Linked DNA regions of Homo sapiens: region 1 is linked to region 2. Evidence: read pairs that join two places in POLR2A ChIA-PET (ENCODE). Cell type or tissue: OCI-LY7. All regions are shown on one strand. Links, peaks and the distances in the headings refer to the core of each region. The heading gives the core; the rest is flanking DNA. Region 1 overlaps ARID1B (AT-rich interaction domain 1B). Region 2 has its middle 26 kb from the start of ARID1B.

Region 1 (16,032 bases), core at 2,948-10,947, 190 kb after region 2:
TCCTTTTCAATAGTTCTCACTAAATTTTGTTTTGATTTTATTTCCAACTGTACTTAATAGCTGAAAGCTTCTTGTGGTTAGGAATAGTATTTGAGATTTTGGTGGCATCTAATTATTTTGAACTTTTAAAGCCTTAAAGAGTGAAATATAAGGCCACAATACATTTTTCTGATAGCTTTCATAGTCTGTTAGTCTGTGTTGCTTATTTTAGGGGGACGATGTCTAAATTGAAATGTTTATCCACTATAGTTGTAATGATCTTTTTCAGCCTCTTTAGAAAGCAGTTCATTGAGCGAAGAAGAGAAAATAAAAAGAAACATAAAAGGGTAATATGCATAGGACTTTTGAGCCTGTTACTATTTCCTAGCTGAAGTTTACTTTAAAAAAAAAAAAGTAGGCATTGGGCAGACACTGTGTGCACGTGTGTTGGAGGAGGAGGCGGGGCCTGCTCATTTGTTTGCCCATTGTGAGGCTGTCCTGCACCTTTGTGCTTTTTTGTAACAGGGTGAAGGCCCCTGAATAGAGGCCTTGTGCCCTGCTTGATTTGAAATCCATGCTGTTTATGGAAAGGAACCTGCAGGGCACCCAGCGGGAAGTCTGTGTGACAAGTGGAAATCTAGAATCTGGAAGAAACGTGGTGTTTGAGGGGGAAGGTGGTGGGGAGAGTGGTCATAATCTTTCAGCCTTTGCTTTTGTGCCCCACAAGCTTAATTGTCACCCTCTGCTGGCAACCAGATTGCAGAGCCACTCTGTAAGTGTCCTTGGATTGCCTGTGCTTACTCTCACCTTATTGTTATCAAATAAAAACCTAGACAAATAGCATTGAATTCTCTTAGAAAAATATGATATGAACTGGGTACATTACTAGTAGAGGTTAAATATCTGAGGCTTTTTTTGTTTGTTTTTTGTTTGTTTGTTTTTTTGGTGGAGATGTATTTAAAGGGAAGAAGGGCTACATGTGAAAAGCTGGAATTATTGGCACGCTCCTGTATTTCAGAGCGTGTTGAAAAGCAGGTCGCACCAACACTAGGCTGGTTAAATCCAGTTTGTACAGCTTGTGTACTTGGTGGTACCAGCTATTGCTCCAAAGTTTCCTGGCTTAAGAAGCCATGTAATTTTAAGTGTGCAAGAAAGGGGTGGGACAGCAGAAGCTTTTTATAGGATTTCAAGTAATAAACATTAATTTTTAAAGCAATATTCCAGGGACTTAACAGAAGTAGAACTTGTATATGATGTTTCTTTAATACCAACACATATTTGAACTGACAAGGGAAGGGAGATAATTTTATTTTAAAGCAATATTTTCCATTCTTTTTTTCTCTTCAATTAGAAACTGGTTCTTCAACTTTCAGTGCCAATTGAGACATGCTATAATAAGTATTTAACAATTCTGTCCTGCTGTTTGACTTCAGGGGGAAACGATGGTAGAATGTTTAGTAGCTGAGCATACACAGGTAGCTAGAGATCTGGTATACAGTAAATGTGGTGTGGTGTGGTATTTGGGTTATATATGCTAATTATTTCAGCACAATGCTGAAACCATGCAGAATACCTCTTGGAAGAGTGTTTGACAAGATGCCAGAAAGGCCGTGTTAATTATAAGTTTATTGTGCCTATTCAGGTTTTTTGGGTGTGTTTTGTTCCCCACTGTTGTTTTATTCTTTATGATGGTTCTCTGAAAACTATGCCCCATGAACATATGGAGTTCTATATATGCGTGTTTATTGGTTTTATAGAAACCTCAGGATCCTATGAGCTTAATAACGATTTACGCTGTTATGTGGGTAATTGAGAGGACCTGTTAAGATATAGTTGATAGTAAGGTTTTCGTTAGTTATTTCAACTTTTTGAGGTAATATTAAAGGCAGTTTGACCAAAATCGGAATTCAACAATCCAGGGAGCTTTTGGTTTGCTCTGGGTTCACTCTGGGTTTAAAGACAGTTTGGTTTGGCTACAGCTGACCTCCCTCCCTGTTTTTATGAACTAGTCTTCTTCCTGCAAAACTCAAATACAGTACTTGGTATGGTCTCATAATAAATTTAGTTGTTAATTATATATATATATATATATATATATATATATATATATATATATATATATAGTTTATATTTCTGCTGTTATTCACTGCTTTTTAAAATTTTTGCTTCTGATAATGTATTAAATTATAGCCATAACATATTTATATGCCTGCTAAAATGTAACAGTTGTTGGTTGTGATAAGCTTTTGTTTTGTTTTGTTCTGTTTTGTTTGACACAGGGTCTCGCTCTGTCACCCAGGCTGGAGTGCAGCGGTGCAGTCAAAGTTCACTGCAGCCTCCACCTCCAGGCTCAAGCTATCCTCCCACCTCAGCCTCCCAAGTAGCTGCACCACCACACTCGGCTAATTTTTTATTATTTTTGTAGAGATGGAGTCTCCCTACATTGCCCAGGCTGGTCTTGAACTCCTGGGCTCAAGCGATCTGCCTGCCTTGATCTCCCGAAGTGCTGGGATTACAGGCATGAGCCACTGTGCCCAGCCAAGCTTTTGTTTAATTTTAGTTACTGAAGAAGCTTATAACTCATTGAGATATTTATGAAGTGCTTTGTGTTTGTGTTTTTTTTTAGGACATGTCTCAGGAAGGCTATGGAACTAGATCTCAACCTCCTCTGGCCCCCGGAAAACCTAACCATGAAGACTTGAACTTAATACAGCAAGAAAGACCATCAAGTTTACCAGTAAGACATTATTGTGCTGATTTGGAAATGTAATGAGTTAAAGACTTTTAGAAAGAGCTGTTGTTTTTGTTTGTTCTACTTTATATTATGACATGATTGAGAAGTTTCTAGACTTCAGGTTTATTTTGTGGTCAATTTTTCAAGGTTTACCTTTTAGGAGCTCTGTAGTCCTGGATAAGTCTATTTCATGTGTATATATCTCTGTTGCAGAGTGTAGACATCAGTTGGAAGGTTTTATGCGGCTGGTCGATTTTGTGTGCAGGTGGTTATTGCTGTTGTACAGTTGAGCTTTCTTTAGGCTGTTGCTTTTTGGCAGCGATACAGAACAGAGGTGTCCTTAGAGGAGTCAAAACTTAAAAGAAATTTGCACTTTGCAAAGGATACAAATGATGAGATAAAATACCTGATAGTAATTTGAATTTCTTCTAGGACTTTCTATTTATGTAATGAGAAATCACCCAAAAGAAGGTAGTTTGAAATTTGAGGCCAGACGCGGTGGCTCACGCCTGTAATCCCAGCTCTTTGGGAGGCCAAGGTGGGCGGATCACTTGAGGTCGGGAGTTCAAGACCAGCCTGACCAACATGGAGAAACCCTATCTCTACTAAAAATACAAAATTAGCCAGGTGTGGTGGTGCCTGCCTGTAATCCCAGCTACTCGGAATGCTGAGGCAGGAGAATCGCTTGAACCCAGGAGGCAGAGGTTGTGGTGAGCCGAGATCACGCCATTGCACTTCAGCCTGGGCAACAAGAGCGAAACTTCATCTCAAAAAAAAAAAAAAAAAAATTGACAAAGCTGTTTATTTCCACCAATAAATAGTATATGGTGATTGGGGTTTCTATTTATAAGAGTAGTGGCTATTATATGGGGTATCATGTTGATGCTCATAAATAGTTCATATCTACTTAATTTGCCTTCTTTTATAGAGAACCTAATTTAAAGGAAGTCTTCTTTATTAACTAAAAGAATAAATCTGCAGGAGGCTGAGGCAGGAGAATCACTTGAACCCAGGAGGCGGAGGTTGCAGTGAGCCGAGATTGCACCACTGCACTCCAGTCTGGGAAACAGAGCGAGACTCCATCTCAAAAAAAAAAAAAAAAAAAAGAATAAATCTATACCAATAAATATTTTTACATTTATTTGAAGAATTGTTGTCATTGCCTAGTTTCTATGGAGAAGGTTTGTTTTAAGATGGGAATTCAGTATAGCCATGATTTTAATTGGAATTTCAACTATGTTTGCATTAACTTAGATTTATTACTTCTAAACATTTGAGAACAGACATTTGTAGTGAATGTTAAACATGACATTTGACATGCGTACCATACCATATACATTTTAATGTATATGCAGATTTAGAGAAGGTAAGTGATGACCACAGGATGTCTACTGTCTTTGAATCTGATGGATATATTTTTGAAACTCTAATTTTTATACCTTTTACTTTTATGTGAGAGAGGGTGAAATCTTATTGTGGTGTTTTTCCCCCCCCCTTTAGTAGTGTTAATGTATTTGTTGTCTAGGTATTTGGTTTTGAAGGAGGGAAATAGGTAATGGATTTTGTGTTGTATGCTGCTAAACTTTCTGTAGCAGATAGTTCGCAGCTTGGTAAGCATGTAGTGTGTACGTGTGTGAGAGAGAGAGAAGGAGAGAGACAGAGGCATGCATGCTGTCGATAAATACTACATTTGCCAAGTATTTGGAAATTAGCTTTTGTGGTTCTATGAAATTTAAATAGATGCATGGGAAGCAGGTAAACAGTGAATTCCACTTTTTTCAGCAGTTTTTTAGTGGTTTTGGAGAGGTTCGACCTTGTAGATTTGTCATTGGCTGATGATTTTGTACTGTGACACAGGTTGGTAAATTTGTCATAAATGGATGCAGATTTTCTGCATAGCTATAAAAATAGTTTGTGGTAAACTGCTTTCTTCATATCTACTCAGAAACTTCAGCATCACTCACTAGTGCGTGCCTTTTGCCATGGATCTGTGTTGGATTGGATGGTTGACATTCAGCTAACTCTACAGTGTTATTAGGGATGGCATGAAGTATTGTAGTTTCAGATAACTGACTGAAGAGTTTGGTCTGGGATAGGAGCTTTTAAGTTGATTGCTGGAAGAGTGGATGAAGGCATTTAGGAGATGAACGAATATAGTCATCAACTGTTTAAATGTTTTCTGAATTGTTCTATTTCTGTCTTGTTATGTATGTATAACAGCTATCTTCCTTAACCTTTATCTTGCCTACTTCCCAAAAGTATTTAAAGTTGTCCATAATGTAAGTTTTTTTTTTAATGAAATACCCCAATTGGTATTTTCTTTCCGTTTTTGTAACTCACAGATAAATAAGATGCTGGTTGACTCAATAGTACTTCAAACACATTTCAATAATCTTTAGAGAGCAGAGTTTCCAGGTTTTATGTTAAGTATGTAGAAGATTCAGTTACTGAATAAAGGACAAACTGTAAGATAACCTGCTACACCTAAAACCCCCAATCTGTTAGGATGAAATTTGGCTGTAGTTAAATGAAATTTATTGCACCACTTTTTTTTTTTTCCACGAGGGCTTTGCATGTGTAAAAACTTTCTGTATGGGGCTTACAAATATTTTAATTTATGTGGATACTTATAATAAGTTGCACACAGCTAAGGTCATTGTGGTTTCAGGGAATGATTTGTTGATACTCTGTTACGGCTCTAATAGTCTGTATTTTACAATGTTACTTTTATTAGATACTGTAGTCCTCTAACTTGGCTGGGTTGATTCTGGAGAGCCCATGAAGCTGTATTTGTTATCACATCTGAATTTGCTGTTGGATCCTTTGTAGATTTACTGTTGTGCTATGGTTTTCCTTTTCAGGTGTCAGGGATATAAATTTTGTCTTTTCACCTACAGTCAATCCATGATATTTGAAACCTGTAGTTTTGTAATTTGGAATTAAGTATATTGTGTTATCTGTACCATTTATGAAATGCAACATAGTGATTCTAATGTGTAATTATTCTGTTCATTTTATGTAATGACGATGACAAGAATGCCTCTCAAGTAGTAATTTCTTAGTCTTTTTGCTTACAGATAGGTTTGTAATGTTTCTGCATGTGATATTTTCTACCTGTATCCTAAGTAGATTTTTCTTTAGCATGTTTGTTACAATGTAACAACTTTGCATTATAAGAAATCAAGGCATTTCCAATATCTTTATGCTACATCTATACTTTGATCCCTCAGCAAGTTGTCCTCACTGTTGTGTGAACCTGTTTTTCTATATTTGCATGCCATTAAATTCTTGATGACCTTCAGTAGGCAATGCAGTTATGTTTTCCAGCTAACTTAGATAGACCTTCACATCATCTGCAGAAGGCAAATGATTGATAAATTAATAACTTGTTCTCTCGTTATCTTGGAGCCATGACCAGTCATATTTACTTTTTGCTTAGTGGACTCAGACCTAAGCACTGAACAAATCCTCCTTAATATCGTCCACTTATTTCTATACCTCTTAGTCGTACAGCATTTCCCTGTTTAGTTGTATTAGTTTATACATCCTTGGTATTACTGTTATTGATAAATCTTAACATTGAAGAGCTCTCTTTCTTAGACTATTATCACTTAAAATTTGAGCACATTTAGCTTTCACGACCTCTAATATTGGTATGAAATAAACCTAGCATTTAAGCTAAAGACACAGTGGAATGTCTAAAAGATGCTGTCAGTTACTTATTTTCTTGTTTCATAAACATTGGATATCCCTCAATTTATATTCCAAGATAGCCCTCAAATATGATTTAATACACTTTTTGTTGAGTGTTCTGTTAAATTTTCACCTCTTGTGGCATTTATTATTTATCCTTTTATTATAGTTATCCTGAACATTGTCTTCGCTCCCCTATTTCACTAGAAGCTTTTCATGGTATTTATTATGTCCTATTCAGTAAATATTTTCCTCAAAAATTTCTATAAAAATTATTTTAAAATAAATTATTTCCTCATTTTCAGAATTTTCTTTTAATTGCTAAGGGATCTGTTAGGTGGCATTGAATGGCTCTCGGGGCACCTGTGCTCTCTGTGCTGGTGCTGCTGAGTGATTAAATGGGTGGATGTCTGCATCGCCAGGTGGGTGTTATTCTTAAAATGATTCTATTTTACCAAGTGACATTTGGATTTACTTTGGTAACCATAGCTTTAGGAAAAGAAGTGGACACTTTGGATAATTAAGCTAAAAATACCCTAAAAGCATTCTGTTCTTAGTAATACATCTTTTTTACTTATAAAAAATTAATTGACAGAAATGGTAATCATAAGTTCAGTAATTATATTACAGATGGGTAGTTAATAAAATATTCGTAAACATGTATAAAGGGAAGTAAACATGAAAAAGGAAAAAGTTTTATTTTCTTATAAAACACTATATAAGCACTTTCTTATAGTGCTTTTCCCTCCAGGGATCTGAAGAGTTGTTAATATTCCTCAGTTTAAAAATAACTAATTTGTTTTATTCTTCAGAGAGGCATGCTGCTAGCTTTGTATTTCAGATAGGAGGTTCATTATTCTGTTTACCTAAGATATAGAATACAATCAGTTTGGAATACAATCAGTTTGGCAGTCATACTCTAAGAGCGTTTGAAAATGGACTGCTTTGTTAGGACTTTGTGAAATATTTCTATAAATATTGGCTGTTCTAGAAGGCTCATCAGGTCATTAAAAACCTCTTTGTGACCCTTTCTTCCTTAAATAGGAAATATCTAAAGAGGTTGGCATGAAAACGGTTTGATCTTTCTGAGTTAACTAAAAATCCCTGAATGTGTTGAATAGTGCTTATGGCACTTTTGTTGAGTTTGCAATTAGACGGAAATATTGGGCTTTAGATAAAACATATGTTTTTTGGCTCTTTGTGAAAGGAAGGAGGTAGTAAATGCTGGTCGTTCTTTGAAATAGAGGGTGTTAAACAGGATATTGGAAGCCTGAAAGAGAATGGTTGGAAAACTTTTATTACCAAGAATATTCTTGGGGCTTGGCTATTAGCCGCAGAGCATGCAGCGTTCTGCCTTTAATTCAAGAAGAATACTCTGTTTGTGTTGGTTTTTGTTTCTTAATCTTTAATGACACTTACGTTGGTTAGTGGCAAAAGGTCATGTGTTTTGGAAGCATGTTTGAATATTGCTGACATTCATATGGATGTTCTAAGCATGTAGATTTGATAATACTGTGAATGATTGGAAACTACCGGGAAAAGCTTTTTAACTGGGTTCAGCTTTTTGCTAGTTCTCAGTCCAACCCAGCTAGAAATGTAAATTGCTAAGACCATCTGAACCTGTGAGCTGGCAGGTTTTGGCAAAAGTTAAAATCTACCAGGTAAGAATTAGGTGTATGGCTATTGAATGAAGTATTTTGAAACCTTTTTATTTGAGGTTGATTTAAATGGTTGTCATTAAAAGGTTAAGAGTGGAGCTGTCTTCCGTTGATTGATCCTTCTCAAATCCTTATGAACATTAAAAAAATTATAAGTTAATGAAGGAAAACCCATATCTGTCATCAGGCTTATCTCAGTGTTCAGGCATGGATGATGCCTGTGTGTTGCTGAAGACTTAAGCTGTTTATTATCAGTATTCTCAAAATGTTATTAGGCTATGTTGAGTTTTAGAGTTTCAGAGAAAATACTTTATAAAATGGAAGCCTCCTGTGCCAGGGAGGAAGAGGAGGTTCTCTGAAGGATGGTGCCCTGTCCCCCAGAACAGCTACAGGCATACCTTATCATCTGCATCGTTTCAAAACCAAAGGTACAGATGCATTTTGATGTCTTGGGGAAGTTTTAAAGGGAACATGCAATACTTCAGCTTCTTAGGATTCATCAAGTTCTTGAACATAATTTTCATCACTGGTCTGTTCTATCTGGAGATATCAGTTATTTTTGGATTAAGATTAAGAGCATTTCAGGACCTTGCTGGAAAACCTGAATTTAGAAAATATGATAGTGACTCTGACAGATGTTTATTTTCCAAAATGGATTATTTCTTTAGGATGTGATATCCTGTGATTTTATTCCCTAGGATATTTTCATGATATTGATAGTCATTTTGAAAATAGAGGATAATGCTTGAACTTGAACAAGGTAGGAAGCAGGAAGGTATGTCTGTCTCCTTCTTTCAAAACAATCTTCCATTTAAATATTTGTTCTGTAAATGAAAATTCAATAAAACCTTAACAGTTTGGAATTCTTCCAGGAAAAAACAGGCTAAATATAATGGAAAGTCTGAATAAATTAATATTGAGAAAGAACTATAGTTTGCTTTTAAATAATTCAGATGTTTGTGTGCAAAGTGTTTCTAAGTTGACATACTCAGTTCCCGTTAAAATAAAATTCTGAATTCGTCATAGCTGAGATATTTGCTTAGTGGTAATGTTTTAATTTTAAGAATTTGTTTAATTTTTTAAAATACATTTCAACTAAGCATGCCCCTGAAAACTTTTTCATATAGTATTCTGAAGATTTCCATTTAAAATATGGGGGAAATGAATTTCAACCCATTTTATAGGAGTGTCAATTAGTTCCTAAAAAATTAATGAAGGAGTATGAAGGAGTACTATAAAAAAATAGACACTAGACAAAATTGGAGATTAAGAGAGGCTGAAGCATAACTGATTTGCAGGATATTGGTTTTGATAATAGAAGGATAAGGATGATCTATAGTTGATAAATGAGGCTCATTAAGTAAGAGATGATAAATGCAGATATTCCTGGCTAATAGAAAAGTCAGCATACAAATTTTGCCATAACAAGTGAGGGATGGGCAGGCTTTGACCAGCTTGCAGCTCTTCCAGTGACCTCTGTGAGGCCACGGAGCTCTTCTGTGGTCTGGATGCCTGGGCCACAGAGGCAGCGTGGACCCCATGGGCCTCAGGCCAGCAGAAGGGGGAGCCAGAGTGGGTCTCAGGGAGTCTAGAGCCACCTAGAGCAGAGCTTACAAGGAGCTCCACAATGGTGCAGAGGCCAGGGCAGGACTGCAGCTCCTGCAAGTGTAACTTTTTATTTTTTATGCTAAAAAGAAAAAAAAAAAAACACATGACTCTAATGTTCTGAGGTCCCTCTTCTCACCCTAGCCTGCACTTCTGGTTTTGGCATGGCAGTGCCTGCCATGTTGGGCTAGATGCCACCATCTTCACCCACCCATCCTCCTCCTCCTATTGCTTCTCCTGGGCATTGGGATCTGCTGCCTCCAGCTCCTGCAGGCAATGGCCAGTGTGAGGCGTTGAATGCATTCTACTTTATATTATCCAAGTTAGGTGGGAAATAGCTTTTAATTTACAGATTTTCACTTCGCAGGTAACTCTGAAGGCACACATCTGTTTTATATAACAAGGGATATATAACCAGCAGGAGCTCATAGTAGCATTTGTAGACTGGTTATTTGCTTTTATGTTTCTTTGGGACTGGAAGTAACAATTTTTAATGTTAACTGTCAGTTTAGGAGAGGAAATAAATACATGTAGAGAAGGTTCTACCTGAGCCAAAATTTCCCATTCTTCCCTCACAATGTAGGATTTTAGAGGTGTCTCTCTTGTTTTCTCATCTTTTTCTTTTGCCTTCTCTAAATTGTTGTAAAATAACTGAATGGTCTTGTTTTCCTTTGTTTGGGTCAAGAAATTTTAGCGGAAAATTGTTACTGTGTGAAAGAAGATTATTGACTCAACAAGCCTTCAATTTTCCGTGAATAACACTCCCACCCCCTAGCTTCAGGAACATGCCGTGCGTGCATTCTATTTTAAAATATAGACTGTAATTTAAAACAGGCATTTTGATGCCCCACTGAACTTTGTTTAAGCCTGGAATAAAAGAGGAGAAAAAAGCTGTAAGCCACAAAAAAGTGACTAAGCTTTCTCAACTACTTTTCTTCATAATGCATTCTTTAAAAAAAAAAAAAAAGCATGTTGGTACGATTGTCTCTTTCCACAGGACCGAAATTGTACCCAATTTTAGATCATGGTGTGCACATCTTTCTACTTGGTTCGTGATTGAGATACCATTTACATTTTTCAGTGCACAGGTTTGTATTTGTTGCTGTCTGTATGCATGCATCTGTGCATATGGTACGTGTTCATTGCATGTGAGAATATTCTAAAATTACGTATATCATTTTTAGCACTCACTTACTAATAGCTAATTTTTTAGAGCTCTTGATTTAACCTGATTATTAGACTGAAATGAAATAAATATTTAACTACAATTTTATTTACCATCGGGTCATTGTAAAAATTGTGATTTGAAAGTAGTTTATATTACTTGCCTTTTTTCCTCCTCACAAAAATGAAAATAAACAGCTTATAATGACTTGTATGGAAGAAACAATTGCTTTACTGTTTTTATAAAATAATATGTTTTGGCTGGGAGACCTATTCTAATCGCCACACTGAATGCCAACAGGGCAGACTCTCAGCTAAGGTTCTGGCCTTGAGCAATACACGTCATTTCTCAGAGCTTCTGTTTCTTTGAAAAATGAGTAAGTTAGATTTAGGAAACTCTAGCACCTTCTAGCTCCAAAATTTTACATTAAAAGCCATCTTTGTTAGTGTATGAGAAAAAGCACTGATAAAAACGGGCCCTTTGCATTTGGGAAAAAGTCAGTGGAGTGAGTAAAGTGCGGGTACATTGAAATCTTCAGAAACGGCTCCTGTGTGCTGCTTGGTGGCCTCTCTTCCATTCTCCGATGCCATTTGCTTTTGTAGCAGGGACACTTGAACTTATTGAGGGATTTGGGGTTGCCTTACTGAGTATATAATCTTACTATGCAGGCCATTGGAGAGCCGCAGACCTTCCTGTGGTCTCCCTCTTCTTGTTCATCCTAGAGATTCCAGAGGTCCTCCTTCCTCTCCTGTATGATCAGTTTGGGAGCCGTGATGTCGTTGCATATAGGGAAGTCTAGGGAAAAGGAAAAAACTTCATGGGAAAGGGAAGGGGGAGGCAGAACAACCAACCAGCCAACCAAATAAATGAAAAAGCTGCAGGACGCCGAAATCTTTGTAATGCAAAGGCTAATGCCAACCGGATGGTTTTCTGAACCAAGTTGATCATGTGGCAGTTGCTTTTCATTTCTTGGTGGGGGAAGGAAGGCCCTAAGGGCATGTATCTGAGGCCTCCCTTCACCTCCAAACCTCAGGTTTACATTTGTTATACTAAAAAGTCATTCATAAACACACTATGCTTTTTAAACCGAGATTGACATGAATGGAAGTAGTAGCAACCCAGAGACATGAAAAACCACTGTTCGTCTTTAATGAAACCCAAGCTGTTTTCCTGGAGAATGCCTCCTGCATCCCCTGCAAGCTTTTTCTTCTTCTTCTTCTTTTTCTTTTCCTTTTTTTTTTTTTTTGAGACGGAGTCTCGCTGTGTCGCCCAGGCTGGAGTGTAGTGGCTCGATCTCGGCTCACTGCAACCTCTGCCTCCCAGGTTCCTGCCATTCTCCTGCCTCAGCCTCCCGAGTAGCTGGGACTACAGGCACTTGCCACCAAGTCGGGCTAATTTTTTTGTATATTTTTTTTTTTTTTTAGTAGAGACGGGGTTTCACCATGTTAGCCAGGATGGTCTTGATCTCCTGACCTTGTGATCCGCCCGCCTCTGCCACCCAAAGTACTGGGATGACCGGTGTGAGCCCCCGCATCCGGCTTTTTTTTTTTTTTTTTTTTTTTTTTTTTTTTTTTGTGAGTGTTTAGAGCTCACTGGTTTTGATCTGGGTAGAGTGGTGTGTTACAGTTCTCATTTTTACTTGTTTTCTCACTGCTCTTTCTGTCAGAGCACAAAATGGTATGCACTGAGGCAGTGGCAGAAGCCATGTCCGCTCCTCAGGCAGATGTCCTCTCTAAAGCAGGCCACAGTGAGCCTGGGGACCACCGAGTGTGCTGCGGCCTCCTGGCACCTGTGCCTGCAGATTCTTTCCTGTTTTTAGAATTTCCTGACTTGCGTAGGTAGGGATCTCCCTGAGTCTTTCTTTTCCCCATGGGCATGGGTGGTTGAGCTGTGCAGTGAGTCAGTCCACACCTGGGGAAAATGTGTAGTTGGTCTTTTGGAATTATGCTGTACCCGGAAAAAGTTTGGCTTTAGAATGGTAATATGACACTTCATTCATTGGACACTATTTTTGAAAGTCTGGTTGTATATAAATGAAAATAGTGTCTGGGCATGGTGGCCCAGCACTTTGGAAAGCCATGAGTGGGCAGATTTCTTGAGCCTAGGAGCTTGAGACCGGCCTGGCCAACATGGTGAAACCCCATCTTCACTAAAAATACAAAAATTACCTGGGTGTGGTAGGGCATGCCTGTGGTCTGAACTACTTTGTGAGGCCGATGTGGGAGGATGGCTTGAGCCTGAGAGATGGAGGCTGCAGTGAGCAGTGATCACGTCACTGTACTCCAGCCTGGGCAACAGAGCAAGACCCTGTCTCAACAACGACAAAGGTGAAAATATTAGTTAATGGACACTAGAAACTGCTAGTAAAAGAAGAATAATGGGCCAGGCGTGGTGGCTCATGCCTTTAATCCCAGCACTTCAGGAGGCCAAGGCGGGCAGACCACTTGAGGTCAGGAGTTCAAGACCAGCCTGGCCAACATGGTGAAACCCCGTCTCTACTAAAAATACGAAAAAAAAAAAAAAAAATGTTCGCCGGGCATGGCAGTGCACGCCTGTTATCCCAGCTGCTCGGGAGGCTGAGGCAAGAGAATTGCTTGAACCTGGGAGGTGGAGGTTGCCGTGAGCCGAGATTGTGCCATTGCACTCCAGTCTGGGCGACAGAGTGAGACTCCATCTCAAAAAATAAAAAATAAATAATAAATAAATAAATAAATATGCCCATTAGTGAGTGTCCAAGATAGAGGTGTGTGAATTTTAAAGACAGGGCTTCCTGACATCTATGTGCCTGCCTAAAGCCCACTCCATTCTTCTATAGTATTTCGAAAGTCTAGAGCTTTCAGGTTACTAAGCGCATTGTAACGCCCTTTTAACATATGCAAAACTTCATTTTCGAAATGCTGTCATGACCCTGGAGCAGGGACACAACTTGAGAGTGTTAGCTCAGCGATGCTGTGAAATTGTGGTGGCAGTGGGAGTGCAGAGGAAGAAAATTGTTGGAATAGAGGGAGGGAGGGAGGGAAGGAGGATAGATGCTTTTGAGGTTTTTAATCTGTGTGACCAGGATGTGTTGGTGGCGTTGCTGACAAACACAGGGAAACGGTGGTGGGAAGAGAAAGGAATGCCCAGAGATTTTTATGAGAGTAAAGCAAGTCCTGAATAACTGCTCAAATCCTGTAACATCTAAAAGGAAGCAACTCACTCATCTTTGCTACTAAAGCCTTATTTCTTATATAGTTCTTTATAGAAGTAAAACATTGTCATAAATTAGAATTGATGTTGAAATATTGATGGCATTGGCTATAACTTTGCATTTCATTTAAATTTTTGGAGATGATTTGAAGGGTATTGTAGCAGACTGTGTATAAACAACTCCACACATCATCCCAGAGTGTCTCTAACTGTAACTGGGACTAGGGCAAGAGCACAGTCCCAAGATAAAAATTGAAACTCTGTAGTTCAGTTGGGACTCAGGCTAGTCTTATTTTCTTTGCTTTTAGGATAGTGCAGTAAATTTCTATCCAAATAGGTTCCTTTCCTTGGGTAAAGACAAGTTACTTTGTATTTCTTTGTTTGATATATACTTTTGAATGATTTGGGCTACATTCTTACTTTAGTTCATTTTGGAGGAATATTTCTTAGTTTAATTTGTCTCATTATTAATTCCTCCTTCTCTGAAACTTTTTGGGGATATAGGTATGTATGGCATAGTCTACAAATTTAATGCCTTTACTTGTTTTTTTCTTTTTTGCAGATGTAGGGCGTGTGAGTATGGGGCGATGGTGCAGGGAACCTTGCTTTAACATGCTATTTTGAAAGATATCCCCTTTTATTTTGTAGAAATGGGTTACCACGTTGAGCACCAGGAGTTTCTTGTACATTTGGATCCTAGCAGAGGAAATGGGACTTTAGAAAGATTACTCTGAACTCTGAAGGGCTAATTTAAAAAAAAAAAAAAAATCAAGCCCCTCCCCCTATTTTTTCTTCATTTTTAAAAAGGCCTGTCATTTTACTCCAGGAAATGACAAAGAAAAGAGCAAAGGTTTTGCTTTAGGGATGAAGGGAAAAACTTTTGGCTTAATTTGTTTAAAAAATTCTTTTTGTATAAGCTAAAGATGAAACATATTACAGTTGCCAAGGGCAATTAATGAAACAAGAAAAATTAAAATTAATGATTTCTTAACATGCATGTATTTTTATATATTTAATTTGATTTGGATTATTTTTGAGCTGTAATTTCCAGCTACGAAAACAGAGACTCCAGAATGGCAGGACAGCTGAACAGTGGTGGAATAGTGGTCTGTCTGGAGCTTGTTCCAGTCATGACAGCAGCTCCTTCAGGCACCTGCTCCTGAGCATGGTGCCACCATGGTGTCCTGTGAGCTTTTTCAAAGCTAAAACAGTCTCTCCTTTTAAATAAAAAAACTATTTTGCTAATTTTGATTAAAGTTAGGGGTATTCTTGAATAAATACAAATGTGGTCAAATTTCCCCAAATGTGTTTGCTTTTCATAGTTGCTGCATTTATTTATTTATTTCTATTTAATATGTTTTTGAGACAGAGTCTTGCTCTGTCACCTACGCTGGAGTGCAAGGGCATGATCATAGCCTTGAACGCCTAGACTCAGCCTCCCACCTCAGCCTCTCGAGTAGCTGGAACTATAGGCGTGTGCCACCACGCCTGGCTAATTTTTAAATTTCTTATAGAGATGGGGGGGCAGTGGGTGGTGGGGGTGGAGGGTGTCTCACTCTGTTGCCAGGCTGGTGTTGAACTCCTGGCCTCATGTGGTCCTCCCACCTCTGCCGCCCGCCCAAGTGCTGGAATTGCAGATGTGAGCCACAGTGCCCAGCCCCATAGTTGCTGCATTTATGCCTTTCTTTAGCCAGCATGCCTAAATGTTGACATCCTCAATTAAGACACAGTATCTTGTCTTTTCCACATCTCAATGATGCAGAAAAATTCAGTTATGTTTAGTAATCATTTATTGTGTCTAATGTCTAAGATTTTATATTAGATGTAAAGAAAAATAAATAAAAAATCAAATTATTTCACTGGCTTATTAATGTCTGTTCTTTCCCATAACACATTCAGGAATAAGAAAAGAAATCCTCAACAGAAAATATCTACTTTTGGGATACTGGTTACTGAAAATACTTTAACATCTTTTTTCATTTTATCTTCAGAGAACCACGTACCTATAG
Region 2 (16,032 bases), core at 5,301-13,300:
AAAAAAATAAACAAATAAATAAATAAATAAAATAACCCATAGAGGTCTGCTTGGGGAATATTTTCATTTCTGAACGTGTCTGTAGTGAACTTTGGTTGATACTCCAGACAAGCAGGCAGCTGTGTCAGGAAACGTTGCATAGGCCTGCTAGGATTCACAAGCCCAGGCGTAACCAAATGGCAAAGCATTGAACAAATAATTCTGACAGTTTTTAGTGCTGATTTTTTGTTATGTTACTGACGTGTCTGCTGTCCTTTTTATCTATGTTGAGCTGAATATTTCTGCCTGGAGACAACCTTGACATAAACTCTTTCTATTCACTGGCTTCCCCAAGAAATCCAATCAGTTCAATATCCTTAAAGATTTACTGAAGGCTGATGATGGCATCACAAGGGGTTACATCTCACACTGTGCAAACTTTCACCTCCAGGCCTGTTGAACATTTCTTACTTTATCCTTTCTCCCAGGTCCCCAGGCATCAGGAGTCACCTTTTCTGGGACACTCACCAGCACAGCCTCACTGCACTCTTATTCCTCCAGGACTTTCTCCAAGGGGAACTTGTCACCTGCCCTTCGGCCCTGCACTATTAGGAGAGTAATTCAGTCATCCAGCCTAATTTTCTTATTTTATCACGGCATCCTGTAAACTGAAGGCTCTCCAGCTACAAGAATGTATCCTCAGAGAGCAATGAGGGCTACAACCAACAATCATTCTGTTACATAAACAAAAAATTCTTTATTAAACTACCAGTACTGACATTTCCCCCCAAACCATCTTTGCCTTATAAATAAATCAAAATGTAAAATGGAGTAACTTTTAAAGAAATACAATAATCTAATAACAGATTGGTTACATTCCCAATCTGTTAGTATATCTTGACTAAAACTTGGATTTATTTTGGGGTAAATAAAAACTTCAGCATTAAATCCCTTCAGATTTGGGGCTTCTGAGTAGTTTCCAAGCTTGGTGAATATCTAAGGATTTTAGAACATCCTGATATGTCTTTACTCAGATTCCAAATGCTTTTTAATTTAGCTGTTATCTAAGTTAATCTCAAGAGGTGGCCAATAGATATTTGTTTAATAAATGAAAAGATCTGTATATGTTATCACCTCCAGATAATCCTTATATCAAAAGTTTGCCTAACTTCTGATATGTTTACTTTTTTAAATTTAGTCAAAACCAAAATACATTGATCTCCCTTGACCAAAAAAAGAAGAAAAAATAAATATTAATAAAATAACATCATACATTATAATAAATCTACTTTGCAATGTTAAAATAATGTATTAAGTAGCCTTACTTCACTTGTATTTAAATATAAACTGAATATGCAGGCCAAGCACAGTGGCTCACGACTGTAATGTCAGCACTTTGGGAGGCCGAGGCGAGCAGATCACTTGAGATTGGGAGTTCAAGACCAGCCTGGCCGACACAGTGAATCCTCATCTCTACTAAAAATACAAAAATTAGCCGGGTGTGGTGGTGGGTGCCTGTAATCCCAGCTACTCAGGAGGCTGAGGCAGGAGAATTGCTTGAACCCGGGAGGCAGAGGTTGCAGCGAGCTGAGATTGTGCCATTGCACTCCAGCCTGGGGGACAGAGCAAGACTCCATCTGAAAAAAAAAGAAAAAAATAAATAAACTAAAAATGCTAGCCTAGCAACGTATTACTTTCTCTGTAATATATTTAATTATATTTGATTTTAATTTAGTTACTTTATTACTATGACTGCAATTGTCTAGCCTGTTTGGTTTGAGGAATTATTTATTTCTTAAATTAGTCCACTAATTACCTAATTAATGGTTTTAAAAAAAATAAGCCATTGAGCATCTAAAACAATTTGGAACCTGAAACAGTGGTTTGTAAACATAGTTAAATAGTTACTTCCATATAAAATCCTAGACTCATAAGTTCATAGAATTTTAGGGGTTAAATCATAGAATGATGTGATTCTCAGAGATTTAGAAAAATTAAAGAATTTCATTTCACATAAACCAGCATTTAGTATTTAGGCTATTTCATCCAGCATTATTGTCACTAATTTTCCTACTCAAACTGTTTCAGAGATAAGACTTTTGTGAGCATTAGTTAAGTCAAGGTGAAGACATAGCTGCTGATAAACTGTGTGTACAGTGATCTGAGTCTTTGGCAATGACCTTCCTATAGAATTGTGTATGGAATCTAATGGTGATTAACTTTTAAGTCAAACTTTGGTGCCCTCAAAAAATACAACATTTCAGAAGATATGTGAGATAATTTGGAAAAGAGGATGTGAGTAAAGAGGGAATTTGGAATATGTCCTCTAAAGAGGACATTGCCATAGAAATGATAAAGAAAAAAATTGGCAAAGTAATTAAGAACAAAGTTCTGAGCAAAGCTTGAAATCTCCATGAATGTTCTATGTCTTATATTCTTAATTTATTTTATTCTAAAGGTTTCATGAGACATGAAGATGGTCATCGTTATTCTTTGACTTTTCATTGTTCTTTCCGAATTTTTTTCTTCTTTCTGAATATAAATCTATCTTGGAGGTAATGACTATGTATTAAAGTTACATCAAACAACTATTTTAAGATTACATCAAATAGAAGAATGCATTTTCTTTGGAAAAATTGATTAAATCCAGTTTCTGTAATGAAAGATTTAAATAGGAATGATTTTAAATCAAATTTCTCCTGGATAAGGAGTCTACTGATAAAACTAGGACTATTCTTTTAAATGGATTATTTATTATACATTCTTGAGAAAACATTTTTTATTTGTATGACAAGGTGTTAATTTCCTTAATATCCAAATGTTCTTACACATTAATTAAAAGGTAAACAAGTCAATTTAAAAATAATAGATAGTTTTGTTTGTAGGGAAAAAAACCTGACCAATAAAAATATGCAAAGTTCAAACTCATTTATAATTGAAGATATGAAAATTTCTAAAATTGAGAAATGAATTTTCCTCTTTCATATTGCCAGTGATGAAAACATTTGTTGCAAGTGGGAAATCTGCCCTCTCTGGTACCATTACTAGGAGTGCAAGTTGATAAAACCTCCTTCCAGAGCAATTTGGCAGGATGTATTAAACGTTAACCTATAAATTTTACTTTTAAATTGAAATAACACATCTTTTGATCTTCCAGTTCCATTTAGAAATTTATCCTATGGTTTTTTACACATGAACAAGCATAATCATCACATTGGTTTTTTTTTTTTTTTTGAAATGGAATTTCACTCTTGTCGCCCAGGCTGGAGTACAATGGGGTGATCTCAGCTCACTACAACCTCTGCCTCCCAGGTTCAAGCAATTCTCCTGTCTCAGCCTCCTGAGTAGCTGGGATTACAGGTGTCCATCACCACGCTGGGCTAATTTTTGTATTTTTAGTGGAGATGGGGTTTCACCATGTTGGTCAGGCTGATCTTGAACTCCTGACCTCAAGTGATCTGCCCACCTCAGCCTCCCAAGTGCTGGGATTACAGGCATGAGCCACCGCACCCAGCAACATTGTTTTGTAAATAACCAAAACCCAGCTGAAGGTCCAGCAGTCAGGATCTCGTGTCTTCTATGTCACGGATATCTCTGCTTAAAGGGAGGAGATGGAGCTATATGTACTGGTAGAGAAAGATGTCCAAGATAAATTGTTTTGTGCAAAAAAAAGCAAGCTGGAAAACAATATATAATATAACCCTATTTGTCTAAAATAAATAAATGTTTTACTGAGGAGTTGAAGAGTGAGAAGTACTTTTGCTTTATACATTGTTCTATCACATACCATTTCTTTTCTTTTTTTCTGGTTTTGTGGTTGTTGTTGTTCTGTTGGGTTTCTTTGTTTGCTTGTTTGTTGCCATAAGCATGTATAATTTTTTATATAATTTATAGCTTATGGTGAAAGTCATTTTTACCTAGATTCAATATTTGGTTTCAATGTCTCTCAGTCTTCTGGGAACCACAATATATGCGCTTTTAGGAACTAGAGTAGGAATATTATCAGTCCCTTTTTTTTTTTTCATTTCTCCCCCGTGGCATTCCTGGTGGAGAGGCTCTTGTTTAACACTTGACTAAAGAGAGAAAGATGCCTCTGAGGTCAGAGAGGATGCTCAGAAAATTAGCATCACTGGGTCTGAGGGCCAAAGTGGGCTTTAAAAACAAAAGTTAAATGTGCTTTTATTAAAAGAAAAAAAAAAACCCTACACTTACATGCAGCACTTTTTTATTTCCTCTCATACAGTCTCACTTAACAGCCATTAATTACAAGTAAGGGAAGGCAGAGAGGAATTAATGGCACAAAAAGAAACGAACATTTTTAAGCTCTCTTTTGTGGGGTAGACCTATTTCCAAATAACTCTTCCAATTCTAAAAAGCAGCAACAACAAGAACCCAAAGTATTTTGCTTCACATCATGTAGATGTCAGTTATATGGTGAGAAAAAAATAAAATATTCATGCTACAGGAGAGTGGCTTTTGCAGACTGAAAAGCAACTGTGATGCACTTAGAAATGCTTATTTCAATGAGATTTTCTGCTATCAGTCTCAGTACATTGAAAGAAATAAAACAGCAGAGAAATAGGTTGTCCCAATAGCTGTTTTATTTATTCCTCTTATTTTCCTATTTGATCAAATTTTCTTGCAAACTCCTTTGTAGATTAAAGTTTATTTTAGTAGGCAATACCTTGGTTAAAGCTGCTTTGCAATAAGGAGGAGGATGGATTAAACTGCCCTCTTCCTAATTGCTTTGTGAAGCCTTCCTCTCTCCCTAATCTCACTGTAGTTTCTTAAGAAATGAGGCACTTACATATCCCAAGGGCTTAAACGGAGATTTCTGCTGCAGCGGGTAAAGTAGGGAGTTTGCTGCATTAATCATTGAGTAACATCAATCACGCATCCACTTGGGCAGTTAAATTTCTGTTGAACAAAGTACAGAAGTACCTGGGGTATGTCTCCCCCTCTTTATAAGTGGTGTCATTAGACATCTGTTGTGAAGACTGTAAAAATAGATTTCAGATGCAAACAATGTCATTTTAATGCTAACACAGTGCTAGGCACATAGTGAGTAATATTCTATGAAAAGTATTGAGTAAATAAATTAAATTCCATATTAAAGTATTGCACCAATTCCCTAACCAGACTATTAACTACCTCCTTACTCCAAATTTGTCCATTGCAGCAGGAATATCTTTTTTAAGCATCATTTCTATTTCAGACTCATTTTTAGAAGACACAATAGGTCTAAATTTTTGCTCACATAAAACCTATATTGATGTTTCATCTTGAAAGGTTTTCTAGCAATTGGTTTCCTTCTCCCTCATTCCTCTTTTAAAAGATAATTGTATATTCACATGATCTTTGCTAGCCTAGAGCACATGCGAATTTGCTTCGTGATTTGCTTTCTCTAATCCAAATGCCATTTCTGCCATCTGCAATGCCTTTCACCATCTCCTTTACCACTCCAGATCAATCCCATTCTGCTCTTATTGTCACTTGTCCTCTCAGCCAACTTTGCAGAATTCAAGTACAGAACAGTGTATTTATAGTAATAAAGTATGGGGAGTTTTATTTCTGTTTTACTTGACTTTATGTCAACCCCCTAGAGCTTCATTATCTTTTGTGGAATGTAAGCATAGTGAAGGCAAAGGCCGCTTTTATGACTTTCTCATTCTCAACAAAATGATTGACATGTACAAGAGACTTCATGACTTAATTTCAAGGGTCTGCTAACATCTCAGCAAAAAGATCAAAGTGACTTCATTTGAAAATAAGAAGAAATATGATATTAAATATTAATGGGAAGAGTCAATAATAAAAAGTGTTAAATATTTGCAAATGAGTCCAAAAGTATAATGAAATTCAAATCAAAGTCTCAATTGTGGTGGATTTATGTGTTTTTGTTTGTTTTGTTGGAACATTAAAAGCATTCTAAAGGCCAGGCACAGTGACTCATGTCTGTAATCCAGTAGCTTTAGGAGACTGAGGTACAGGGCTCTCTTGAGGCCAAGAGTTCAAGACCAGCCTGGGCAACATAGTGAGACCCTGTCTCTACAAAAAATTTAAAAATTAGCCAAACAAAGTGCCATGCACCTGTAGTACTAGTTGCTCAGGAGGCTGAAGCAGGAGGATTGCTTGAGCACAGAAGCTCAAGGCTGCAGTGAGTTATGATGTTGTCATTGCACTCCAGCCTAACTTACAAAGCAAGATCCTGTCTCTAAAATATTCAATAAAACAAAACAAAATTACTCTAAAACTCATCTTAAATGGTGAACTTGTATTTATTTATGGAAAAGAATCTTTTAAAAATTTTATCAGGAAGAATATACCGTATCAGTTATTATACACTATTCAAAAGCTAGAATAATTAAAGCAATGGAATTGGTAGAAAAATAGATGTATAGATCAACATCGCATAACTGAGAATTAAAAATGATCCATGGACATAAGAGAATTTAGGTTTTTCTACAGAGAGCATTTTGTATCAGGAAATAAAGGATGACATATTCAATAAAGGTTGAGACATTTGGTTAACCGTTTGGAGGAGGAAAAATTTAGATTCCTACCATATAACAAAACAAATACTAAATGGATTAACAATATCAAAGTAAGTAAAATAAAAACAAGACAACAAATAAAAGTACTAGTGGATTGTAGGCTTTTTTTTTTTTTTTTTTTTTTTTTTTTTTGTCGCTCAGGCTGGAGTGCAGTGGCGCGATCTCTGCTCACTGCAAGCTCCGCCTCCTGGGTTCACGCCATTCTCCTGCCTCAGCCTCCGGAGTAGCTGGGACTACAGGCTTCTGCCACCACGCCCAGCTAATTTTTTTGTATTTTTAGTAGAGACGGGGTTTCACTGTGTTAGCCAGGATGGTCTGGATCTCCTGACCTTGCGATCCGTCTGCCTCGGTCTCCCAAAGTGCTGGGATTACAGGCGTGAGCCACCGCGCCCAGCCGACGTTGGTTTTATAGTACGATCTCGTCATCTTTTATTTATCGATCGAATTGCCTTTTCATATAGTTTACCCATCTATATATCTATGTAAGTATCTATTTTGAAGTGCTTTTGGTTTCTAGAATGATAGAATTTCTTTTTTTTTTTCTTCTTTCTTTTTTTTTTTTTTTTTTTTTTTGAGACTAGTCTGGCTCTGTCGCCCAGGCTGGAGTGCAGTGGCGCGATCTGGGCTCACTGCAAGCTCCGCCTCCCGGGTTCGCGCCATTCTCCGGCCTCAGCCTCCCGAGTAGCTGGAACTACAGGCGCCCGCCACCACGCCCGGCTAATTTTTGTATTTTTAGTGGAGACGGAGTTTCGCCATGTTGGTCAGGCTGGTCTCAAACTCGTGACCTCATGATCTGCCCGCCTCGGCCTCCCAAAGTGCTGGGATTAGAGGCGTGAGCCACTGCGCCTGGCTAAAATGATAGAATTTCTAAACTATTTTTTTGGTTTTTACATTTCTGACTACATTGCATTGTATGTAATATGAAGTGTGCTCTGTAGGAAGTGAATACGTTGGTATTTGGGTTTTGTTCGTTCGTTTGTTTGTTTGTTTGCTTGTTTGTTTTGAGACAGGGTCTCACTTTGCCGCCCAGGCTGGAGTGCGGTGGGACGATCTCAGCTTACTGCAGCCTCAACCTCTCAGGCTCAAGTGATCCTCCAGCCTCAGCCTTCTGAGTAGCTGAGACTACAGGCCCGCACCACCACACCCGGCTAATGTTTTTGCATTTTTTGTAGACATAGGGTTTTTACCATGTTGTCCAAGCTGGTTTTGAACTCCTGAGCTCAAACGATCTGCCAGCCTTGGTCTCCCAAAATGCTGGGATTACAGGTGTGCACTACTGTGCCTGGCCTGCTTGTATTTGTTGATGTATTTGTTGTGTCTAGACTGTGGTCACTCTACTAATTATCTGTTTCCTCTAATTATTGGGGGCAGGATTCTGTATATGTCCACTAGAATGTGCTTATTAATTGTGTTGTTCAAGACATTTTATATTTCCTAGTTATTCATTGGCTTGCTATGTCAGTTTCTGAGAGGGATGTGTTAAAAATATCTACCATGTGGGATGGCGGGAGGGAGAGCATTAGGAAAATTAGTTAATGCATGCTGGGCTTAATACCTAGGTGATGGTATTAAGCAAAACACCATGGCACACGTTTACCTATGTAGCAAACCTGCACATCCTGCACATGTATCCCGGAATTTTTAAAAAAAGAATAAAACTACTCTGTATCAGCCATGCAAAAAACAAAACCAAAACAAAAACCTACCATGATTGGGGAATTTAACAATTTCTTTTAGTTTATCTATCATTGTTTATCTTTATATATTTTTGTGGCTATATTGTTGGGTGCAAACAAGTTCAGGATTGTTTTATTTTCTTGATAACTCTTCTTTTTATTAGTCAATAATGACTTTTTATACCTAACATTATTGCCTTAAATTCTATTTCATATAATTGGTATTGTTTCATTACCTTTATTTGTTTAGTACTTACCTGAAATATTTTTCAATAAGTTTACTTCAAATTTTAAGAATCATTGTATTTTATGTTTCTGAAGAACATGAGAGCATAAAACATAGATAAAATTTGTATTTCAATTCAGATAATCTCTGATTTGTAACAGGTGGTTTCATGTTTACATTTATGAGGATTCCTTATATTGGATTTATTTCTATCATCTTATTTTATGTTTTCTAGTTACCATATTTTTTCTTATTATTTGGGTTTTTACTTTTTCCTGCTCTCTACTGCATTTCTTGAGTTTGTTGCCTTTTTTTCCTCCTCCAGTGTTTTGAAAGACACGTATTTTATTCCTTTTAGAAGTTACCCTTAAATTTTGAGTATGTCATGCTTAATTTTTAAAAAAGCTAAAGCTCAACAGTAGCTCCATTTTCTCTCTCCCCATGTTATTGTTCTCTAATTTGTTAGTTTTACCAGTTTTTGAAAATCTCTCTAAATTAGCCTTTATTATTAGAGTTGTAGGGTATCTCATATACAGAACTTATCTTCCTGTCTTGAAATTAGAATTCATATGGAGAAATAAGGGTGGAAACAGGCAAGAATGAGAGTTGAAAATCAAAATACAATGTTAGCTTTATTTCAGGTAGGTCTGATTGCAGAGAGAGATTTTAGATCTGTGGACAGATGAGCTTGCTGATACTGTATTCCTGAATTAAATGGGCTTCATGCCTGATGGCAGAGTGGGACAACAACAAGTGTCCCCAATAAGGCTGTTTGCACAGACCACGCAGACAAGAATGCAGCTTCTCTGGGAGATGCAGCTCTGAAGGAGAGAAAACAGTAGGGGCTGAGCCAAGCACGTTGAGGCCTTTCTTCTAAACTTTGCAGTCCTCCTGCCTGGTGGAAGAATGGTTGAGGAGGCAGAAAGAAGTGCACAGTGTTCTCATATTATCACTTGAGGAGATTAGAGTAGACCTTTTCTCCTCTCTATGGACATATGAGCGGGAAACAGTTGTTCCTCTAACCATTGTTACTATTATTGCTGCTGTTATGAAAGTTGTTTTCCATATTCCCTGCAAAAGTCTGATTTACCTTGGAGCTGATATTTCAGTTTCAGCTCCCTAGTCTGCAAAGACACTTCCAAGGTCCGGGAAGAAGAAGTAGCCCCAGGAGAGTTAGAGGAAGGCAGCTCTGCCAGCCTGGAGGTCACTCTGCTCACCCTAGTGGTAGTCCTGGAGCTGCAGCATGGGGGTTGGGTACCAGGCCCCAGTGACAACTTGAACCTTAGGACATCAGCCTCTTCCCCAAGGAAAACATTCTGCGACACGGCTCTACTCCCAGCCCCAGGGCCATGTGACCGGGCTTCATGGTCCCTTTGGCACACGCTCTGCCCCTGACAACAGCCCTGGCAAGGCCGAGGGTGGCAGGGATACTGGGTGTGGTAAAACCCAGTCGACCTTGACCAGCTTGCTGTGACTGTGAGATCAAAGGGCTGAAGTTATGTCTGAGGATTCCCCTCGACTACCAATAACAAATTGTGAAGCTAAAATAAACTTTTCTCAACTATGACTGATTAAAAACAAATAAATTTTGCTACTTCGGGAGCTGAGGCAAAGAGGATCATTTGACACCAGGAGTTGGGGGCTGTAGTGTGCCACAGTCACACCTGTGACTAGCCACTGCATTCTAGCCTAGGCAATATAGTAAGATCGCATCTCTAAAAACAAACAAACCAACAAACCACAAATATTGACCTACTGTGTTAGAAGACTAATCTATCCTTACAAGACAGACTTATCTCTCTACTTTTTTAAAATAGAAGATGATACTTAGAAATTATTGTCACATTAAGAGGTGATCAAAGAATATATAGCCAAAAAATGTAAGGAATAAAATGTATAAAAAAGAAAGGGATTGGTTATAATAAAATAATTGAAGCTTGTATTTTAGTCCCGGATTTTGTGATGTTTTGAGGCACTTAACTACAACTTAAATTGTCGTGATTTTTATTTTTATTCTCAGTAAATCTAAACTTTTGTACCTAAGTATTTATTAATAATTTGGTATTCCTTTCTTTAAAAAGCACCCCCCCCCACTCCCCCGCCAAACTATTAAAGCTTTAGATCCCACAAAACTTGGGCCAAACTCAGCTTTTTTTGTTTTACGAGTCATGTTTGCTGAACTAGGTGCAGGGGCTCACACCTGTAATCCCAGCAACGAGGGAGGCTGAAGCAAGAGGATTGCTTGAGGCCAGAAGTTTAAATCCAGGCTGCAAAACACAGTGAGATCGTATGTCTCTACAAAAAAATTTTACAAAATTAGCCGGGGATGGCGGCATGTACCTGCAGTCTCAGCTATTTGGTAGGCTGAGGTGGGAGGAACCCTTTAGCCCAGCAGTTTGAGGCTGCAGTGAGCTGTGATTGTACTACTGCATTCTAGCCTGGGTAAGAGTGAGACCTTGACTCAAAAAGATTTTAAAAAATTTTTATTTATTTTTATTTTTTGAGACAAAATATTGCTCTGTCACCTAGGCTGGAGTGCAGTGGTGTGATCTCAGCTCACTGCAATCTCTGCTTCACAGGTTCAAGTGATTCTCCTGCCTCAGCCTCCCAAGTAGCTGGGACCACAGGCATGCACCACCACACAAAGCTAATTTTTGCATTTTTAGTAGAGATGGGTTTCACTGTGTTGGCCAGGCTGCTCCCAAACTCCTGACCTCAAGTGATCCGCCTGTCTTGACCTCCCAAAGTGCTGGGATTATAGGTGTGAGCCACTGTGCCTGACCTGTTTATTTAATTCCTTTGCTTACCATTTCTCCTTATTTTTCCCATCTCTCTTCCGGGTCCCTTTTCCTTATTGATCAAGTACAGTCATGCAGCACGTAATGATGGACTGCGCATATGACAATGGTCCCATAGATCGTGATGGAGCTGAAAAATGCCCATGTGATATCACAGCTGCTGTAATATCATAATGCAATGCATCACTCACTTGTTTGTAGTGTAAGCAAACCTACTGAGCTGCTAGTCATATAAAAGTATGGCACATACAATTATATACAGTACATGTGACTGGCTTTTATATTTACTATATTATACTTGTTATCATTATTCTAGAGTGCACGCCTTCTAGTTATTTTTTAAAAAGTTAACTGTAAAACAGCCTCAGGCAGGCCCTTCAGGAGGTATCCAGAAGAAAGCATTGTAATCACAGGAGATGATAGCTCCATGTGTGTTACTGCCCCTGAAGACCTTCCAGTGGGACAAGATGTGGAGGTAAGACAGTGATGTAGATGATCCTGACCCTGTCTGGGCCTAGGCTAGTGTATGTCTTTGTATCTTGGCTTTTAACAATATTTTAAAAGGTGTTTTTGTTTGTTTGTTTGTTGTTTTTGTTTTCGTTTTGAGATGGAGTTTCGCTCTTGTTGCCCAGGCTGGAGTGCAATGGCATGATCTCGACTCACTGCAACCTACTCCTCCTGGGCTCAAGCAATTCTTCTGCCTCAGCCTCCCAAGTAGCTGGAATTACGGGCATGCACCACCACACCAGCTAATTTTGAATTTTTACCAGGGATGGGGTTTCTCCATATTGGTCAGGCTGGTCTCGAACTCCCGACCTCAGGTGATCCACCTGCCTTGGCCTCCCAAAGTGCTGGGATTACCAGCATGAGCCACTGCGCCTGGCCAACATTTTAAAAGTGTTTTAAAAAAGTAACGAAAGGAAGCTTGGCCAGGTGCAGTGGCTCACCTCTGGATTCCTAGTGCTTTGGGATGCCAAAGTGGGAGGATGGCTTGAGGCCAGGAGTTTAAGACCAGCTTTGGGCAACAAAGCAAGACCTCGTCTCTACAAAAAAAGTTAAAAATTAGCCAGGTGTGGTGACACACACCTGTAGTCCCAGCTAATCAGGAAACTGAAACTGGAGGATTGCTTTTTTTGTTTTGTTTTGGTTTGTTTTGGGTTTTTTTTTTGAGACGGAGTCTCGCTCTGTCACCCAGGCTGGGGTGCAGTGGTGCGATCTCAGCTCATTGCAACTTCTGCCTCCTGGGTTCAAGCAATTCTCCTGCCTCAGTCTCCCGAGTAGCTGGGATTATGGGTGCATACCACCACATCCAGCTAATTTTTTTTTTTTTTTTTGTATTTTTGGTAGAGATGGGGTTTCACCATGTTGGACATGCTGATCTCAAACTCCTGACTTCAAGTGATCCGCTCGCCTCAGCCTCTCAAAGTGTTGGGATTACAGGCGTGAGCCACTGTGCCCGGCCCAGAGGATTGTTTGAGTCCCGGAGTTCAAGGCTGCAGTGAACCATAAAAGCCCTGCTGCACTCCAGACAAGACATCACTATTGTAGGTTGTTTTTTGATACATTGTATCACGTTTTTTGAAACAAGAGTGAGAACTTGTATCAAAAAAAAAAACGAAAAGAAAAAAGCTTATAGAATACACATATAAAGAAAGAAAATATTTTTGAACAGCTCTTTACTGTGTTCATGTTTCAAGTGTTATCAGAAGAGTCAAAAAAGGCCAGGCACAATGGCTCATGCCTGTAATTCCAGTGCTTTGGGAGGCTGAGAAGGGAGGATGGCTTTAAGCCAGGAGTTCAAGACCAGCTGGGGCAATAAAGTGAGAACCTCCAGTCTCTAAAAACAATTTTAAAATGAGCTGGGCCTGATGGCACGTGTCTGTAGTCCCAGTTACTTGGGAGGCTGAGGTGGGAGAATCACTTGAGCCCTAGATTTCGAGGCTGTAGTGAGCTATGAGTGCAGCACTGGACTCCAGCCTGGGCAACTGAGCAAGAATTTTTTTTTTTTTTTTTTGAGACAGAGTCTTGCTCTGTCACCCAGGCTGAAGTGCAATGGCACAACCGCGGCTCACTACAACCTCCACCTCCCAGGTTCAAACAATTCTTCTGCCTCAGCCTCCCAAGTAGCTGGGATTACAGGCGCATGCCACCATGACTGGCTAAATTGTTTTATTTTTAGTAGAGACAGGGTTTCACCATGTTGACCAGGCGGGTCTCGAACTCCTGACCTCAGGTGATCCACCCACCTTGGCCTCCCAAAGTGCTGGGATTACAAGTGTGAGTCACTGTACCCATCCAAGCAAAAGAGAGAGAGAGAGAAAGAGAAGGAGAAGGAGAAGGAGAGGAAGGAAGGAAGAAAAGAAGGAAGGAAGGAAGGAAAGGGAGGACAGAAGGGAGGGAGGGAAGAGAGAGAGGGAAAGAAAGAAAGAGAGAAAGAGAGAGAGAGAAAGAAAGAAAGAAAGAGAAAGAAAGAAAGGAAGAAGGAAGGAAGGAAGGAAAGAAAGAGGGAGGGAGGGAAGGGAGGACGCAAGGAAGGGAGGGAGGGAAGAGAGGAAAAAATGAAAAGGAAAGAAAGAAGAAAGAAAGAAAACGAACAGACGGAGGGACGGAGGGAGGGAGAGAGGGAAGGAGGGAGGGAAAGAAGGGAGGATGGAAGGGAGGGAGAGAAGAGAGAGGGAAAGAAAGAAAAAGGAAGGAAGGAAAGAAGGTCTAAAAGTTTTTTTTAATTAAGATTATAAAGTGAAAAGGTTACAGTAAGCTAAGATTAATTTATTATTGAAGAAATGAATGAATTGAATGCAGCCTCAGTGTCCAGTGTTGATAAAGTCTACAGTAGCATACGGTAAAGTCGTAGGCCTTCACAGACACTCCCCACTCACTCACTCACTCATCCAAGCAACTGCCAGTCCTGCAAGCTCCATTCATGGTAAGTGCCTTATACAGGTGAATCATTTTAAAATCTTTTAAATTGTATTTTTGCTGTCATCTTTCCTATGTTTAGATACACAAAATACTTAGCATTGTGTTCCAGTTGCCTGTAGTGTTCAGCACAGTCACATGGTGTACAGGTGTGTAACCTAGGAGCAACAGGCTGTCCCACACAGCCTAGGTGTGGAGTAGGCTATGCTGTGTAGCTTTGTGTAAGTGCACTCTATGATGTTCACACAAAGATGGAAGTGCCTAACGATGCATTTCTCAGAATGTATGCCCATCATTAAGCGACACATGACTGTTTATTTGTAGTTCTTCCAGTGAAGGTCTGTTAATGGTGAATTCTAATAGGGTGATCATTTAGCCCTCACTCTTGAATAAAGCGGCTGGATAAAGAATTCTATCCTGGGGTTTTCCTCCCTTGGCCAGGCACAGTGGCTCATGCCTGTAATCCCAGCACTTTGGGAGGCCGAGGCAGGTGGATCATGAGGTCAAAAGATTGAGTCCATCCTGGCTAACATGGTGAAACCCTGTCTCTACTAAAAATACAAAAATTAGCTGGGCATAGTGGCGTGTGCCTGTCGTCCGAGCTACTCAGGAGGCTCAGGCAGGAGAATTGCTTGAGCCCAGGAGGCAGAGGTTGCAGTGAGCAGAGATCGCCCCACTGTACTCCAGCCTGGTGATACAGCAAGACTCTGTCCCAGAAAAAAAAAAAAAAAAGAATTCTATCCAGGGGTTTTCCCTCCTTTCAGCACCTAGAATTGTTATGTCACTTCTGGGGTGTGTCACTGTTGTACAGAATTGAACGTTTTCCTTTGAAGGTAGCCTATTTTACCCCCTGTCTTTTCTGTGTCTTTGGTGCTCTGCAGTTCCACTCTCATATGTCTAGTTTTGAATTTGTTTTTATTTAACCTGCAAGGGCCTGGGGGCACTTCAACAATCTGAGGATTTATGTCCTTTTTCAATTTTGGAAAAGTGTCACTCTTTAGCATTTTATTTTTTTAATTGTTTTTAATAAATACTGAGAAGATACAAAACAATATTTTAAAAATATGTAAGGTATAAAGTATAATGGAAAAAACAAAAAATGAATAATAGTACAACCCCTATGTCCTCGCCCTCAAGTGTAGGAAAAGAGTGCCAAAGCCACACCATTGCTTTTGAATTCCTTGTCCGCCTCCCTAGACCCGCTGGTTTCCATTCTGGAGACCATTATAATCCTAAATTCGATAGTTATCATTTCCTTGTAGTTTCACAAAGAAATATAGTTATGCATGTTTTAAACTGTATATCATTTGACTAAAGCTGTGTTTTTCTTTGTTTTCTCCACTCAAAATTATGTTCTTCAGATTCTCGTGCATTGATGGACACAGGTGTAATTTATTCATACTCATTACTATATAGTATTCTGTCACCCATATTTTATTCATTCTGTTGTCAATGGACATAGATTTGCTTCTAGTTTTTTTATTAGTAAGAATAGTGCTGCTTGGGCTGGGCGCGGTGGCTCATGCCTGTAATCCCAGCACTTTGGGAGGCCAAGGCAGGCAGGTCACTTGAGGTCAGGAGTTTGAGACAGCCTGGCCAACATGGTCTCTACTAAATATCCCCATCTCTACTAAAAATACAAAAATTTGCCAGGCGTGGTGGCATGCACCTGTAAGCCCACCTACTCGGGAGACTAAGGCAGGAGAATCACTTGAATCCGGAAGGCAGAGGTTGCAGTGAGCAGAGATCATGCCACTACACTCCAGCCTGGGCAACAGAGTGAGACTCTGTCTCCAAAACATAAAAGTAAAAATAAAAATAAAAGAATAGTGCTGCTTTAAGCATTTTCATAAATGCCTCCTGGAACAGGACAGTTTCTC

Evidence for each region. ChIA-PET counts read pairs that join two places held together with the same protein. Peaks named below come from ENCODE experiments on the same cell type or tissue, not always from the same donor. Only the 100,000 strongest peaks of a DNase experiment are listed, where the experiment ranks them.
Region 1: POLR2A ChIA-PET joins it to region 2 with 10 read pairs; 5 of 35 experiments call an interaction of 5 or more read pairs at or near these places.

The regions. Positions count from the first base shown.
Region 1 is chr6:156,932,861-156,948,892 of GRCh38, forward strand. It overlaps ARID1B (AT-rich interaction domain 1B), which reads left to right. Exons shown (of 20, transcript NM_001374828.1): 4 at 2,606-2,716. Among named protein-coding and RNA genes, the nearest start is that of MIR4466, 160 kb to the left of the region's middle. RefSeq lists enhancers at 9,171-9,672, 12,373-13,101, 13,102-13,829 and a silencer at 11,595-11,889. In OCI-LY7, for the core only: CTCF peaks have their summits at 9,590 (motif pointing right) and 9,791; a DNase peak (open chromatin) is centred at 9,621.
Region 2 is chr6:156,743,085-156,759,116 of GRCh38, forward strand. No RefSeq gene overlaps it. Among named protein-coding and RNA genes, the nearest start is that of ARID1B, 26 kb to the right of the region's middle. RefSeq lists a silencer at 6,417-6,617 and enhancers at 9,685-9,754, 9,945-10,044. In OCI-LY7, for the core only: CTCF peaks have their summits at 9,647 and 9,849; DNase peaks (open chromatin) are centred at 9,297, 9,897, 10,777, 12,297 and 1 weaker place; H3K4me3 peaks cover 2,431 bases; H3K27ac peaks cover 4,548 bases.